Regions from separate parts of the Homo sapiens genome. Here all the other regions are linked to region 1. The links are chromatin contacts, found by Hi-C or POLR2A ChIA-PET in ENCODE. All regions are on one chromosome and are shown on one strand. Each heading gives the region's core, a stretch centred on a gene start or an enhancer-like site at or near the end of the contact. The rest is flanking DNA. Distances are from core to core; before and after follow the strand shown. Region 1 holds the start of ARIH2 (ariadne RBR E3 ubiquitin protein ligase 2). Region 2 holds the start of C3orf62 (chromosome 3 open reading frame 62). Region 3 holds the start of SLC26A6 (solute carrier family 26 member 6).

Region 1 (4,507 bases), core at 1,258-3,757:
CCATTTCATACTAAATGTTCTAGGTGCAGATTTAAATGAAAATTTAATTTTTAATTATCTCAAAGTTAAATACCCAAATTCTACTTGAAAAAGTGGGCCGGGCACGGTGGCTCACGCCTGTGATCCCAACACTTTGGGAGGCTAAGGTGGCAGATCACAAGGTCAAGAGTTCGAGACCAGCCTAATCAACATGATGAAATCCTGTCTCTACTAAAAATACAAAAATTAGCTGGGCGTGGTAGCATGCGCCTATAATCCCAGCTACTCAGGAGGCTGAGGCAGGAGAATCGCTTGAACCCAGGAGGCGGAGGTTGCAGTGAGCCGAGATCGCGCCACTGCACTCCAGCCTGAGAGACAGAGCGGGACTCAAAAATAAAAATAAATAAATGAAAGAAAGAAAAAGTGCTGATCTTGTTCCAAGGGGACAATATTTCTTTTCTTTTCTTTCTTTTTTTTTTTTTTTGAGAGTCTTGCTGGAGTGCAGTGGCGCGATCTCGGCTCACTGGATTACAGGCGCCCGCCACCATGCCTGGCTAATTTTTTGTATTTTTAGTAGAGATGGGGTTTCACCGTGTTAGCCAGGATGGTCTCGATCTCCTGACCTCGTGATCCGCCCGCCTCGGCCTCCCAAAGTGAGGAGGATTATTTGAGTCCAGGAGATTGCAGCGAGCCATGATCACGCCACTGCCCTCCAACCAGCCTGGGTGTAATCCCAGCTGTAATCCCAGCTACTCGGGAGGCTAAGGCAGAACTGCTTGATCTGGGAGATGGAGGCTGCAGTGAACCGAGACTGCACCACTGCACTCCAGCCTGGGCAACACAGTGAGACTCCGTGTCAAAAAAAAAAAAAAAAAAAGAAATTGCTCACAGGCTTCTCACCAACCAAATATTTAGGTGGGGAAAACTCCAGGCTCCTCCAAAAAAAAAAGAGAGAGAACTCCATTTCATACTAAATGTTCTAGGTGCACATTTAAATGAAAATTTAATTTTTAATCATCTCAAAGTTAAATATCCGAATTCTACTTGAAAAAGTGGGCCGGGCACTTTTTCAAAAAAAATTTTTTTAAAGGTCATGCACAGTGGCTCACGCCTGTAATCCCAGCACTTTAGGAGGTCAAACCGGGAGGATAGCTTGAGCCCAGCAGTTCAAGACCAGCTTAGGCAACCTATTAAGATCACGTATCCACAAAAAATTTTACAAATTAGCCAGGTGTGGTGGTACGTGCCTGTGGTCCCAGCTACTTAGGAGGCTAAGAAAGGAGGATCACTTGAGCCCAGAAAGTCGGGGCTGCAGTTAGCTGTGATCGCCGCCACTGCACTCCAGCCTGGTGACAGCAACTTTGTCCCGCCCACCAAAAAAAAAAAAAAAAAAAATTTCCTCCAGAGCCAAAGTCACATGTTCAGGGGACCTAACAACCAACCATCCTGGGCTTGCCCACCACGCACAGAACACGTAAGTTTTAGTGAGTCTGAAGACGTTTACTCCAGATATGATCACTAGCGCTGAATTCAGGTCATTTACTAACTACACCTCCGAAGAAAAACGACTTGGCACAAAACTAGAAATCAGCAATTTCGTTTCAAAATCCTACACTTTGTATCTGTCTTTTCTAATACGGTGACCACTAGCCACATGTGGTTATTTAAATTTAATTACACTTAAAAAGTAAGTAAAATTTAAAATTTAGTTTCTCAGGTGCACTAGCCTACAGGTCAAATGCTTAACGGCCACGTGTGGCTAGTAGCTACCATGCTGAACAGCAAAGGTAAAGAACATGTCGCTATGACAGAAAGTTCTATGGGACCAGGCAATGAACAGTACTAAGGAGAAGTCATCCAAGAACGCGGCTGCCCAACCAGCTTCTGGCGAGGCGGCGGCACAGCTCCGGGGCCGCACATCCCTAGGGGCGCCGCGGGCTCCGGGATATTCGCGCGGACGCGGAGCCCGCGAGCTGGGGATACCCTCCACAGGCGGGCGTTAAACCGCGCGGGCAGCGCTGCGAGAGCTCCCAAAGATGACTCGAGTGGTGAGCCCCGAGGCGGCGCGTTTCCCCGCCGCGCCAGACAGGGAGAGAGGGCCTAGATGTGCCGGCGCCGGTTGGTCAGAGGCGGTGGCCTCTGACCTTTCCGAGAGCTGAGAAGGCGGCGGGAGGAAAAAAGGCAGACACACGCTGGGCGCCCGGCCGCTGACGGCGGGTAATGCTCGGACAACGTGCCGGCGACGGGGAGCGCCCGGGCCTCCCGGGCGACGGCGAAGGCGGAGTCCCGGCCCGGCCAGGGAGGCGCGCGGAGAGGCCCCCCCAGCGGCCAGCCAAGGTAAACAAGGCCGTGACGTGCGCCGCGCACTTACCGGGAGCTGCGGCCTCGCGGCCGCTGAGCCCGAACAAGCCAGACCGGGTCAGGCCGGGCCAGAGGGACCGGATTGGGGCGAAGCGGCAGCGGAGGCGGCGGGCCGACGCCGGTCAAGCCCGCGCTGCTTCCTCCAGAAGAGTCGTCCCCACAGCTCCGGAAGTGCTTGGCGCCGTTGCGTCACTTCCGGATCGGGGTCGACCCACGGTCGCTCGGGTCGCGACAGGCTCCCGGCTAGAGGGCCTGTTTAGCGCCGCCTCCTTGAAACTTAGCGCTCTGACCCAGAGTCTGACCAGGGTACGGCAGGCGCCGACCGCGTCTGGAGCCACTATTCGCCTACCAGCGTCTCCCGTCGAGATGTTTTTAACCAGCGCGTTTCTCACCGGCTTCTCATTTCACTGTTTGTACTCCGGGATCGGGCACGGAGAAGACATCCTGGCGTCAGTGGAGCAGATAACCATTGTTTCTCGGCCGCTATCTGGTCAGAGGGGAGCTGGGCCGGGAAATTCTGCCTACACCCCGAGGCGGTCGCAGGGTGGCCCCAGAGCCGCAACCACACCAGGCTTTCGCTTCCCCTGCCGAGGCCTCGTTCGCCGCGCAGTTCTCCGACTTACGGTCACCGTGCAAGATTGCATCTTAACTGCCTTGCTTGCAGTTTCTTTTCACAGTATAGGAGTTGTCATCATGACTTCCAGTTACCTTCTGGGACCGGTTGTCAAATGATGTGGCTAGAGACGGAGGCTCACTCAGATTGTTGCTGCACCACAATGGAAATGCCAGTATGAAGCCGCTGATGTTAGGAAGGCTCCAGGTTGTGCAATTCCATAGACAACAAATCAAATCATTTCCAACCATACTGGAGTCGCGTATATACATATTCAAGACACCTGTGCAGGCCGGGCGCGGTGGCTCAAGCCTGTAATCCCAGCACTTTGGGAGGCCGAGGCGAGTGGATCACGAGGTCAGGAGATCGAGACCATCCTGGCTAACACGGTGAAACCCCGTCTGTACTAAAAGTACAAAAAAATTAGCCGGACGTGGTGGCGGGCGCCTGTAGTCCCAGCTACTCGGGAGGCTGAGGCAGGAGAATGGCGTGAACCCGGGAGGCGGAGCTTGCAGTGAGTCGAGATGGCGCCACTGCACTCCAGCCTGGGCGACAGAGCGAGACTCTGTCTCAAAATAAAATAAAATAAAATAAAAAATAAAACAAATAAAGACACCTGTGCTGGCTGGTCGCTGTGGCTCATGCCTGTAATCCCTGCACTTTGGGAAGCCGAGGTGGGAGGATCGCTTGAGCCCAAGAATTTGATGTAGTGAGACCCCCCTCCTTTCTACAAAAAAATTAAAAATTAGCTGGGCGAGGTGGCACACACCTGTGCATCCCAGCTACTCAGGGGGCTGAGGTGATATAGGATCGCTTGAGCCGAGGAGGTCGAGGCTGCAGAGTGCCAAGATCGCACCACTGCAGTCCAGCATCGGTGATAGAAGGAGACCCTGTCTCAAAACAACAATAACAAACCATACAATGTAGAAAGCCATTAAAAATCATGCCGCGTGGCCGGGCACCGTGGCTCACGCCTGTAATCCCAGCACGTTGGGAGGCCGGAGCCGGCAGATCACGAGGTCAGGAATTCGAGACTGGCCTGACCAGCATGGTGAAACCCTGTCTCTACTAAAAATTTACAAAATTTGCCGGGCGTGATGGTGGGCGCCTGTAGTCCCAGCTACTCGGGAGGCTGAGGCAGGAGAATTGCTTGAACTCGGCAGGCGGAGGTTGCAGCGAGCAGAGATCGCGCCACTGCACTCCAGCCTGGGGGACAGAGCGAGACTCTGTCTCAAACAACAACAACAACAAAAACCTTGTCGGGTGGACTGCTCTGCCTATGGAGTAGCAATTACTTTTTTTTTTTTTTTTTTGAGACGGAGTCTCGCTCTGTCGCCCAGGCTGGAGTGCAGTGAGAGAGCCGCTATCTCCGCTCACTTCAACCTCCGCTTCCTGGGTTCAAGTGATTCTCCTGCCTCAGTCTCCCGAGTAGCTGGGACTACAGGCGCGCACCACCGCGCCCAGCTAATTTTTTTTTTTTTTTTTTTTTTTTGACGGAGTCTCTCTCTGTTGCCCAGGCTGGAGTGCAGTGGCGCGATCTAGGCTCACTGCAAG
Region 2 (4,507 bases), core at 1,408-3,907, 360 kb before region 1:
GGTTGTGTGAGGGTCCACATTGGGCCTACAGTTGGAACTTCAAAATTGAAAGCCACCGTTGCTGCTATTGTGTCAAGCACAGACTGTGTGAACTGGCCTTGGGCACCTTCTCTGTTGCCCTTTCCCATGATCCTCACCACCACTTTGTGCAGTCAATGCTATAGTGAGGAAACTGAGGCTGAAGTGTTAAACACCTTACCTAAAACCACACAGTAAGTTGACACTGGATATCAGATCTCCATTGGGTTCTGTAGTTTCTGAGAGTCTGGGTGGAGCAGGAACTGGGCTGGGATTGCTGTAATAAACACATCCTGCTTGGGAATAGTGTAAAGTCAAGACAAGAAGCATTGCCTCTGGGAAATGCTTGAATCATTGTGGGAAACTGTTACCTAACCACAGACTCTGGACTCCTAGTTTTAGAGAAAGATAAATTTTTTTTTTTTTGGATATGGAGACTAAGGTATGTTGTTCACATCCCAGCTCTGCAAACCCAAACACCCAATGTTCCTCTAACTGGGATTATTCTGTAGGCTCCCGAGGCACTAAGCATTCTGTTGATGTTAGTAGCCACCTGCCTAGATGCAATGGGGGAGACTGACTTGGCATGTCCTTGTGAGAGCTATTGTTTTGCTTAAATCTTAGAAGTTTCAGCTCCTTTTATGGGTTCCCTGGTTTTGGATTATTGCACATAGCCATCCTGAAGATTGGCACTGAATAGCTCTGTTTTTTCTATTAGTTTCCCAAAATTATAGTTTAAAATCTTGGTCCCTGACAGCTCCATTTTTAGCCTTTTGATCCTTTTTGAGAAGGAACAGATTAGAAAAGAAGGTGAGTTGTTTTTTGGTTGTTAAGACACACACTGTAAACTTTTTTAATTTCAGGGGTTTTGTTTTGGGGATTTTTGTGTTTATTTAGTGCAAGCCTAATAAGCTAGCCAGATTAATTCTCTGGAGACCGCTAGAGTATTTTCTTTGTTGACTTGGCAGACACTGCATATGCGAAGAACAAACTGAATGGTAAATGGTATTACTTTGATGATAGCAACGTGTCCCTGGCCTCTGAGGATCAGATAGTGGTGAGTAGGCCATGATATGTGGTTCTTCCTCATGTCGTTATGGATTAAAGCTGGGAAGAGCCTCTATCAGGCTAGTTGGTTATTTCATCATCCTGATGTGATAGTGGGAGCTAGGTGTGACAGAGCTGGCTGGCATTCCTTCAGGGACCTTCATAAATGAGAAGCTCAGCTCTCCTCAGAGTTCTCTGCACAAGGCTCCTTCCATTTCCTGCTGCCTGGCAGGGGCAGCCATCCTCAGGTGGAAGGGTCTCCTCTGTGTGGATATGGCAGATCCTTGAGGGTTTTGGACAGCTAGAGAAAAGCTGGGGAAAATGGGTGATTTTTCCAAGCACTGAATGGTCTTTCCCCCTCTTGTATTTCAGACTAAAGCAGCTTATGTGCTATTTTACCAACGTCGAGATGATGAATTTTATAAGACACCTTCACTTAGCAGTTCTGGTTCCTCTGATGGAGGGACACGACCAAGCAGCTCTCAGCAGGGCTTTGGGGATGATGAGGCTTGCAGCATGGACACCAACTAATGCTGACTCCACGATCCTGCCACCCTGTAGCGCCAGTGTAATCCCCCAGGAGAACATCTTTGACACTCTGCAGACTGCTAGTGTTCTGTCTAAAAACCAGACAAGGAAATACCCTTCTTTTATGAGCAGAAGGAAACAAAAAAAAAAAAAGAAGACCGTTTACCTAGAAGAAGCTATGTCAAGAGGCTGAATTATTTTTATTTTTAAACAGGTGGTGAGAAATTTCTGTGAAACCTGTGAAGCTGAAAAGGGGGTGGGATGGGGGTACTCAATGGAGTATGTCTGATGGATCCCGAAGAATGGAGAGGAACACAGGCGCTGAGTATGGAGCAGCCTGGAGACCCACCCCACCTGCAGGGCTGCCCTGAGCGCCTGGATTTCTGGTTCTGATGCCAATACTAGTCACCCCAAGTAGTCTGCTCACAGTAACCCAAACCTCAAGTAAACTCCCCTTTCCCTCGCTATGTGCACTGATATGGGTTTATAATTTTCTGAAAGTTACCCACTGAAGCCCATTTCTCCGTTGAGTCATCTTGTAATTTCCAGCTTTCTCCCCGCTAAGGAAGATATCTAGTGTTGGGGATCCTGGCCCCTCAACCTCCTGTGGAACCCAGCAGTTCTGTTATATCCCCTGCTACCCTAGATGAATTAAGACGGTTAAATACTGTGTGGAACTTTTATTAGATAACACACTTTTTATTAGATAACGCTTAAAGGAAGTCAGTACATAAAACTGCCCGGTGCTGTGTCCCGTCTAGTTGTTTCCATGTTGGCTTGAGAACAGAAATCTTTGTGGGAGTTAGCCGGGAAAGGGCTCCAGTTCATGGCGATTTAGGGTAGTAATACATTTTGGTGTTACCCAGATGCTTTCTAGAACGGGTTCTTTCCTCATCCCTGCCAAGACTCTTCCCGGGGCCCCCATTCGAAAGCCCCGTCCCCACTCCCACCGCGGGGCCAGCCGCTGCGTGTGGGCAAGGCCTTAAGGAACCGGACGTATGGGTCCGGGATTTTTTGTCTGACCTTCAACCTAATCCGTGGGGGTTTGGGGCCTGCGCGGGGCACGCGCATGCGATGACCGTTGGATGGGTCGGCGTCACTGCGCTGCGGGTGAGGACAAGGACGTGGCTGCCGACTCGCCAAAGGGGGGGTGCCGGTAGGGCCAGCGGCCTGGGAGCCGCGGTGGGGCGGGAGGCAGCGGCGGGGCGGGCCAGGAAGCTGTGGGAAGTGGGGCGGGGCGTCTTTGGGGCTTCTGGCAGATGGCGGGTTCCTCCGCGAGAGCCGAGAACCGCCTACTCCAGGAGGAAAGCCCGAGGGTTGTGGGTCCTGCTATAGCCAGGGCCAAGCTCCAGGAAATCGTGGCCATTCAGGGGTAGTTTGCAGCCTCATTTGTAACATTATTGTGTTGTCCTGTGCATTTCCAATGCATTACATAAAGACATGGTCGCTTTTAGGAGAAATGTCTGAAAAACTAAGAAGATGCAGAAAGGAACTGACTGCAGCCATTGACCGGGCCTTTGAAGGAGTTAGTTATTCCCAGGAGTGCACAGGCCAGCAGAGGCTGGAACTGAGCGCCGCGCCGCTCTCCTTCTCGCTGCCCGTGCACAGGCTCCTCTGCAGAAGACATCCTCTGGCAGCCTGCTCTTCTGCTGCTCCTTTTGCTGCTGTCCCATGTGCTCCTGAGAATGAGAACCCTGCCTTTGCAACAAACCATGCCCCGGTAAATGCAAAACCACATGCTCTGTGCCCCGAGAGAAAACCTCTAACCAGCAAGGAAAATGTATTGATGCATTCCTCCATTTTGGCACCTGAAAGAGAGTCTTGGAGAACTGCAGGAGAGGGGGAAAACTGGAGAAAAGAAAATTTAAGGTGATTCTAATTTTGATGGTTTAACAGCTACAATTAAGGGGATTCTTGTTTCTGAAAAAGTTGTTGAAGATCCTAGATTTAGTTCATGACAGTGCTCTTGCCTCCTCTTGGCAGCTCTGTGACTGCATTTGGGGAGTTGACAGACATTCTTCAGAATCTGGCCTAGGAAACAGTTATATTTTGTGTATATGTTCCAGTTGAGGGGCTAGTTGTCAATCGTTGATGTCAAAAACCAGTCATGGAAACCACTTTGCAGTACCCAAAGGGGTAGTGGATGTAAAATAACCGGGTTTTAAAAATAACCTTATTTTTTAAGTTGCAGAAACAAAAGTCTTAATTCCATCTTAACTCCTGTGTTTGAATCTGGACACTGGGGCCTTTGATACCCTCCTTTGCCCACATTAGGGAGAGGCTTAATTGAAGGCTGGGCCCTACTTCCTGGCTTCATCTTTGCCTCTGCTCCCCGCTCTTACCCCAGATCTTTTTGGACCATCACCAGGTCTCTTCTAGACTTTTTCTTCTCCCGAGTAACTTGAAATTGCCTGGTCCCAGGCACCTTGACTTGGAGAAGGGATGAATGTATGAGATGAAACTTCAGGCCGGGCGCGGTGGCTCACACTTGTAATCCCAGCACTTTGGGAGGCCGAGGCGGGCAGATCACGAGGTCAGGAGATCGAGACCATCCTGGCTAACACGGTGAAACTCTGTCTCTACTAAAAATACAAAAAATTAGCCGGGCGTGGTGGCGGGCGCCTGTAGTCCCAGCTACTCGGGAGGCTGAGGCAGGAGAATGGCATGAACCCGGGAGGCGGAGCTTGCAGTGAGCCGAGATCACGCCACTGCACTCCAGCCTGGGCGACAGAGCGAGACTCCGTATCAAAAAAAAAAAAAAAAAAAAAAAAAAAAACTTCAAAGTTCTGCCATCTTGGCTGCTTCATAGGAAGGGGATAAAGAGGCCATTTAATTGGTTCAACTCCACAAGAATTTTTTTCCTTTCAACTCCACAAATATTTATATTGGTACTCATAAGCAGTGCAGGCCTTGC
Region 3 (4,507 bases), core at 1,167-3,666, 280 kb after region 1:
AGTTTGACCCCATTTGGGTCCTGAGCAAACCCTATGCTCATCTCTCTCTCCTTCCTGGGGTGGACTCAGATGGGTGGGACACATGCCTTCCTCCCCCTATTCCACCCCCAAGTTGATCTGAGTATCGTCAGGGGCCCAAAGTACAGAATTGTTCTTTGCTTTTTATTGAATGCTCCAAAGGCCAAACTTCTGGGGCTGGGGGTTGGTCTTGGAAACAGGGGTCCTCTGACTTCCTCATGGGGGCTTGCTCATACCGCCCCTCCTGGTGGATGTGTGTGTTTATTATGTGGAGTCCCTGCCACTTACTGCCTTATGACCTAGGACTGATGCTGTGGGGTGCTGGTGGAGCAGCTGATGTCGTGTTTACAGAGCAAGGCTTCCCTGTCTCCCACGGGGAGGGGCTCGGGCCTCTAGTCAGACATTCCTGCAGAGGGTCGGTGGAGGGGTCATTCACCTGCCCCTGCAGCAAGCAAAAGTTGTCTGTGGTGCCATTTGATTCCCTGACACTGCCCCCTGCTTGAATTGATTCCGAAGGGTAGGGTGGGAAGGTGAGCAAAGGGAGCAGAAACAAGGGAATTCAAGACCCAGAATGTAGGTGCCACTGCCTCCTATGTTTACAGGATCCTCCGTGGCCCTAGGCACCTGGGCTGCAGGAAGTGACTCCGTTCCACTCCTCCTTTATTCCCTTAAAAAGGGAAAAATGACTGTTACGACCCTGTTCACAAAACTCTTACTTTTGCTATTTTGTCTGCTGTCCAGAACTGAAGACTTTAAAATTTTGTTACTGTTTACAAGTCCAGATTCAAAAAATGTTTTTACTTTGTTTACAACTCAAAACTTTGAGTTTTACACTTTGTTTACAGTAGATAATTTTTTTTCCTTTGTTTCCAAGTGAAAGGTAGGGAAAGTGGGAGAGGGACTTGGAGGACCCACCTGTGAGGACCCTGACCTGGCCATCTTGAGGGGTTTTCTAACCCCCAGGTCTCCCAGGCCGAAGGTCAGCCTTGAGTCCCGTTTAACAGCAGATCCAGAAGACCTTGAGAGTAGGCGTCCTCTAACCACGGGGGAGAGTGGCTGTGCAGGGCTGGGGGGTGGTCTGTGCAGACACCTCCTCACCCACCACCCCATGCATACTCTTGGGAAGCAGCTTCCTGGGAGATTAGAAATTCTACTTCCCTGACTGGAGCTAAATCCCACCAGCCAGGACCCAAACTCTCCTTACCGAGAAGGACCCCAGCTCTTGAAGGGCTGAGTGGCCTGCTGGGGGTGGGAGGGTGTCTTTACTATGTCCTAGGTTTCGTAGATGCCCCTCTCTGGGGTTCCCCTCCTCCAGCCCAGCGGCCCTCTTTCCTGTCTGTGTAAATTGTTCCGTGAAGCCGCGCTCTGTTTTGGGAATAAACTTCTATAGAAAACAGTTGTTGCCTTTTCCTGTTGGGGGCTGGGGAGGTAGGATGGAAGCTGTGAATGATTCAAGCCAGACTGACCTTTGGGAGGAATCTGAGCCCCTCCCAAGAATATCCAGCTATTTTTAGCCCATTTCATGGCAGATCTCTTTCACCTTGAAATCTGGCCCCTCACTTTGTAATTGGGGCCTGATGTTGGAGCACAGGTGCTGAAAATAAGGTGCTAAGGAAAACCTCCCCGCTGGTCAAGGCAACGGCAACAGGACTTCCTAATTCTTCAGGGTCTGCAGCCCTGACCCGGCATTTTTTGCCCTCACCTGCGGTGAAACCAACCTGAGGAACTGCTCTTGCAGTTCCTGCCTTGCCCACCCAACAGCACTGACGCCCACCCAACAGCACTGACCCCCACCATTCTCCTCGGCGGCCCGCGCAGTAACCTTCTGGGAGCTACGTCCGGGCTGTGCTTAGTGCAGCGGAGGGGATCCTCCAACCATTTCTGGCCTGGGTGGCCAGAGTTAAAGGGGAGGACTTGGGGACCGTTGGCTCCGGGTCTCAAAGAGATGCGTAGTCGCAGAAAGCCTGCGGGTGGCGCTCTCAGCTGAAGGCAAGAGAGGCCCCACAGACCTGGATCCCCTACGAGTTAAGGCTGGGGTCACCGGCCAGTGGAGTTTCCTTTTCCCACTCCGTGAGCACCTTCCGCCGAGCCAGGACCTGGGATCAGCTCCAACCTACTCAGGGCCTGGGGGCGCGACTGCGGCCAGCCCGGCGCGGGTGCTTAGTTCCAGTTCTGCAGTCCCATCCAGCTCCGGGCAGAGGGCCGGGCGAGCAGCGAGAGGCCTCATAGGCCAGGTCGCCGGGGAGGAAGCGGTTAAATCCTCCTTCTCCAGTCTCTCCCCGCCCGGCGCGCGCCACTTAGGCCCCGCCCCAGCGCGCTGATTGGCCCAAGCCTCCCCGTCCTGCCCCGGGATTAGCCCCCGGGAGAGCGCAGCTGGCCTCACCCGGTCCCGGCGCCGCCTTCCGGAGCGTAGCGGCCTCTAGCTCGAGCAGCAGGAGCAGCCCGCACCGGACAACTTGCGAGCCATGGGGCTGGCGGATGCGTCGGGGTGAGTTCAGCGCACATTCCCGGTGGCCCCGCGCGAGCGCCTCGCTGGAGCAGGCATTCTCCGCTTGCGACGCCTCGCTGGAGCAGGCATTCTCCGCTTGCGACGCCTCGGTTTACCTCTGCTGATTTTCTGCAGGCGGCTGCCCCTCTGCAGCAAGGGGTGGGGGCGGGAGCCGGCGCGACCCCAGTCCCTTGGGCTGTGCGGAAAGCCGCTGGTGTGACGCCCGAGGGCCATCCCGGGCCACAGGGAGGCAGCTGCGTGCGGAGGAGCCCGGCCAGGAGATGTGCCGGCGGGGGTGCGTGGGGCACGGGAGTCCCTGGCAGCGGCCCGTGGACTAGCTGCTTTCAGCTGAGTCCCGAGTCCACCCAGCTCCACTGATCCCGGAGTGAGCGCTCCGGCCTTTCTGGCCCCAGTTGCCTTCCTACAGGGAGGGGCCAATGATCAAGGCTCCGCCCTCCAAACGCGGGTCCCAAGTTGTCGGGGGAGGGAGCCCTTTAAGAAGACCTGAGTGACTCACGTAGGAAAGGAGAGGGGGCTCTACGATCTCCTTGAGATAGCGGTCCCAAGAGTCTCTGAGGATCTTCCTTGCACCCACTCCACACTCCTCCAACAGTACAGCCAGGTTAGAGGCGCTTCCCAGGTGAGTTCCTGTCCCTCAAATGGGATCCTCTCCCCAGGTCAGGGCTTTTCCTAGATCAGAACTTTCCTGACTGGTGAAAGCTTCCCCAACAGGCTAGAGTTTTCCCCCAGGTAAGATCCTTCTGTGAGATCTATTCCCAGGTGACAGCTTTTCCCCATTCCACGTGGGAGCCTCGCCCGAGGTCAGAGCTTTCTCTATGGGAGAGTACCCCCCAGGTGAGAACCCTCTCCCTCTAGGTCTTTTCTTCCCATGTGAGATCTTTCTCTGACTTCAAGTAGGTGCCTCTGGGCAGAGGGAAGATTCCCCCTGTATCAGAACTTGCCAGGCTGATAAAGATTCCCTGGTAGGTCAGAGATCCCTCTAGGTGAGATTCCCCTTGAAAGCTTCTATTCCCAGGTGAGCTCTTTCCCCCACTTCAAGTGGGTACTTCCCTTTCCATGTGGGAGCCTCTCCCTCTAGGTGAGAGATTGCCACTCCAAGAGCAAGCTCCTTCTCAGGTGAGAGCCAGTCCTTGGCTTCCCCATAACAGGCCTGAGCCGTCTACAACCTGGACCCTGGGGCTGGAGGCCCAGGGGCAAGCTTGGCTCCAACACTTTCCTTCCCTTAGAGGGGAGGGTCTCATCTGAGGCCTGAGGCTTGGGAAAGGAGTTGCTTGAGGAGCTGGACCCCTGGTTTGCTGGACCCCTTCCCTGAGTGTGCTCTCAGCCAGCAGTGGGCTCCCGGGGCAGCTGGAGGAGGACCTGGGGACTGGAGAGGGACTGGGTGGGGGAGGGAGCAGCCTGGGACCTGGACTGGTAGAACACTCAGCACTGGGCTGCCACATCTCGGCTGGAGGTATAGCTAGTGCTCATCCTGCAGTCCCTACTTGGGGGACTTTGTCCTAGAAAGAGGCTTTCTCACCAGCCAAAGTTCAGGTACTGCCCCTGTCTGAGTTTGGACATGTGGCCCACAGATGCCAGCTGGGGGCTGGAATACTGTACCTTGATCTTAGGGCCTGGAAAAATCAGGTAGGTAACTCTCTGGTCCTAGGTGGAGGTGTAGGGGAGGTTGGGCCAGGGATGCCTTCACTGTGTCTCTCTGGTCTTGCCACCCCAGACCGAGGGACACACAGGCACTGCTGTCTGCAACACAAGCAATGGACCTGCGGAGGCGAGACTACCACATGGAACGGCCGCTGCTGAACCAGGAGCATTTGGAGGAGCTGGGGCGCTGGGGCTCAGCACCTAGGACCCACCAGTGGCGGACCTGGTTGCAGTAAGGCCAAGATTGGGGCCTGGGGGCGCTGGCGGGGCCCAGGTAGCCCCTGTTCCTGACACCTACCCCTCATATCATGTCCCTAGGTGCTCCCGTGCTCGGGCCTA

Evidence for each region. A loop is a pair of places that touch in the nucleus more often than their neighbours do. ChIA-PET counts read pairs that join two places held with the same protein, here RNA polymerase II (POLR2A). Pooled maps may share reads with other maps.
Region 2: a pooled map shows a loop between it and region 1 (4-fold over the local background). The contact joins the promoter of C3orf62 here to the promoter of ARIH2 in region 1. A Hi-C loop is called at or near these places in 3 of 50 pooled maps. POLR2A ChIA-PET finds 5 or more read pairs at or near these places in 2 of 52 experiments (OCI-LY7 and activated CD4-positive, alpha-beta T cell).
Region 3: a pooled map shows a loop between it and region 1 (12-fold over the local background). The contact joins the promoter of SLC26A6 here to the promoter of ARIH2 in region 1. A Hi-C loop is called at or near these places in 2 of 37 single-sample maps with no recorded cell type and 10 of 50 pooled maps. POLR2A ChIA-PET finds 5 or more read pairs at or near these places in 3 of 52 experiments (HepG2, WTC11 and activated T-cell).

The regions. Positions count from the first base shown.
Region 1 is chr3:48,916,842-48,921,348 of GRCh38, reverse strand. ARIH2 (ariadne RBR E3 ubiquitin protein ligase 2) reads right to left here and starts at 2,507. Exons shown (of 16, transcript NM_006321.4): 1 at 2,351-2,507. It overlaps ARIH2OS (ARIH2 opposite strand lncRNA), which reads left to right and starts at 1,964. Exons shown (of 1, transcript NR_161301.1): 1 at 1,964-3,561. RefSeq lists enhancers at 1,377-2,127, 2,128-2,879, 2,605-3,074, 2,880-3,630 and silencers at 2,185-2,264, 2,335-2,434.
Region 2 is chr3:49,275,382-49,279,888 of GRCh38, reverse strand. It overlaps C3orf62 (chromosome 3 open reading frame 62), which reads left to right and starts at 2,657. Exons shown (of 3, transcript NM_198562.3): 1 at 2,657-3,462. The coding sequence starts at 3,017. It overlaps USP4 (ubiquitin specific peptidase 4), which reads left to right. Exons shown (of 22, transcript NM_003363.4): 21 at 987-1,075; 22 at 1,438-2,745. The coding sequence ends at 1,596. RefSeq lists a silencer at 2,634-2,833 and an enhancer at 2,974-3,043.
Region 3 is chr3:48,633,370-48,637,876 of GRCh38, reverse strand. It overlaps SLC26A6 (solute carrier family 26 member 6), which reads left to right and starts at 2,416. Exons shown (of 21, transcript NM_022911.3): 1 at 2,416-2,506; 2 at 4,242-4,400; 3 at 4,487-4,507. The coding sequence starts at 2,484. CELSR3 (cadherin EGF LAG seven-pass G-type receptor 3) reads left to right here. Exons shown (of 35, transcript NM_001407.3): 35 at 1-1,414. MIR6824 (microRNA 6824) reads left to right here and starts at 4,179; the gene lies at 4,179-4,241. RefSeq lists silencers at 2,208-2,487, 2,878-2,977.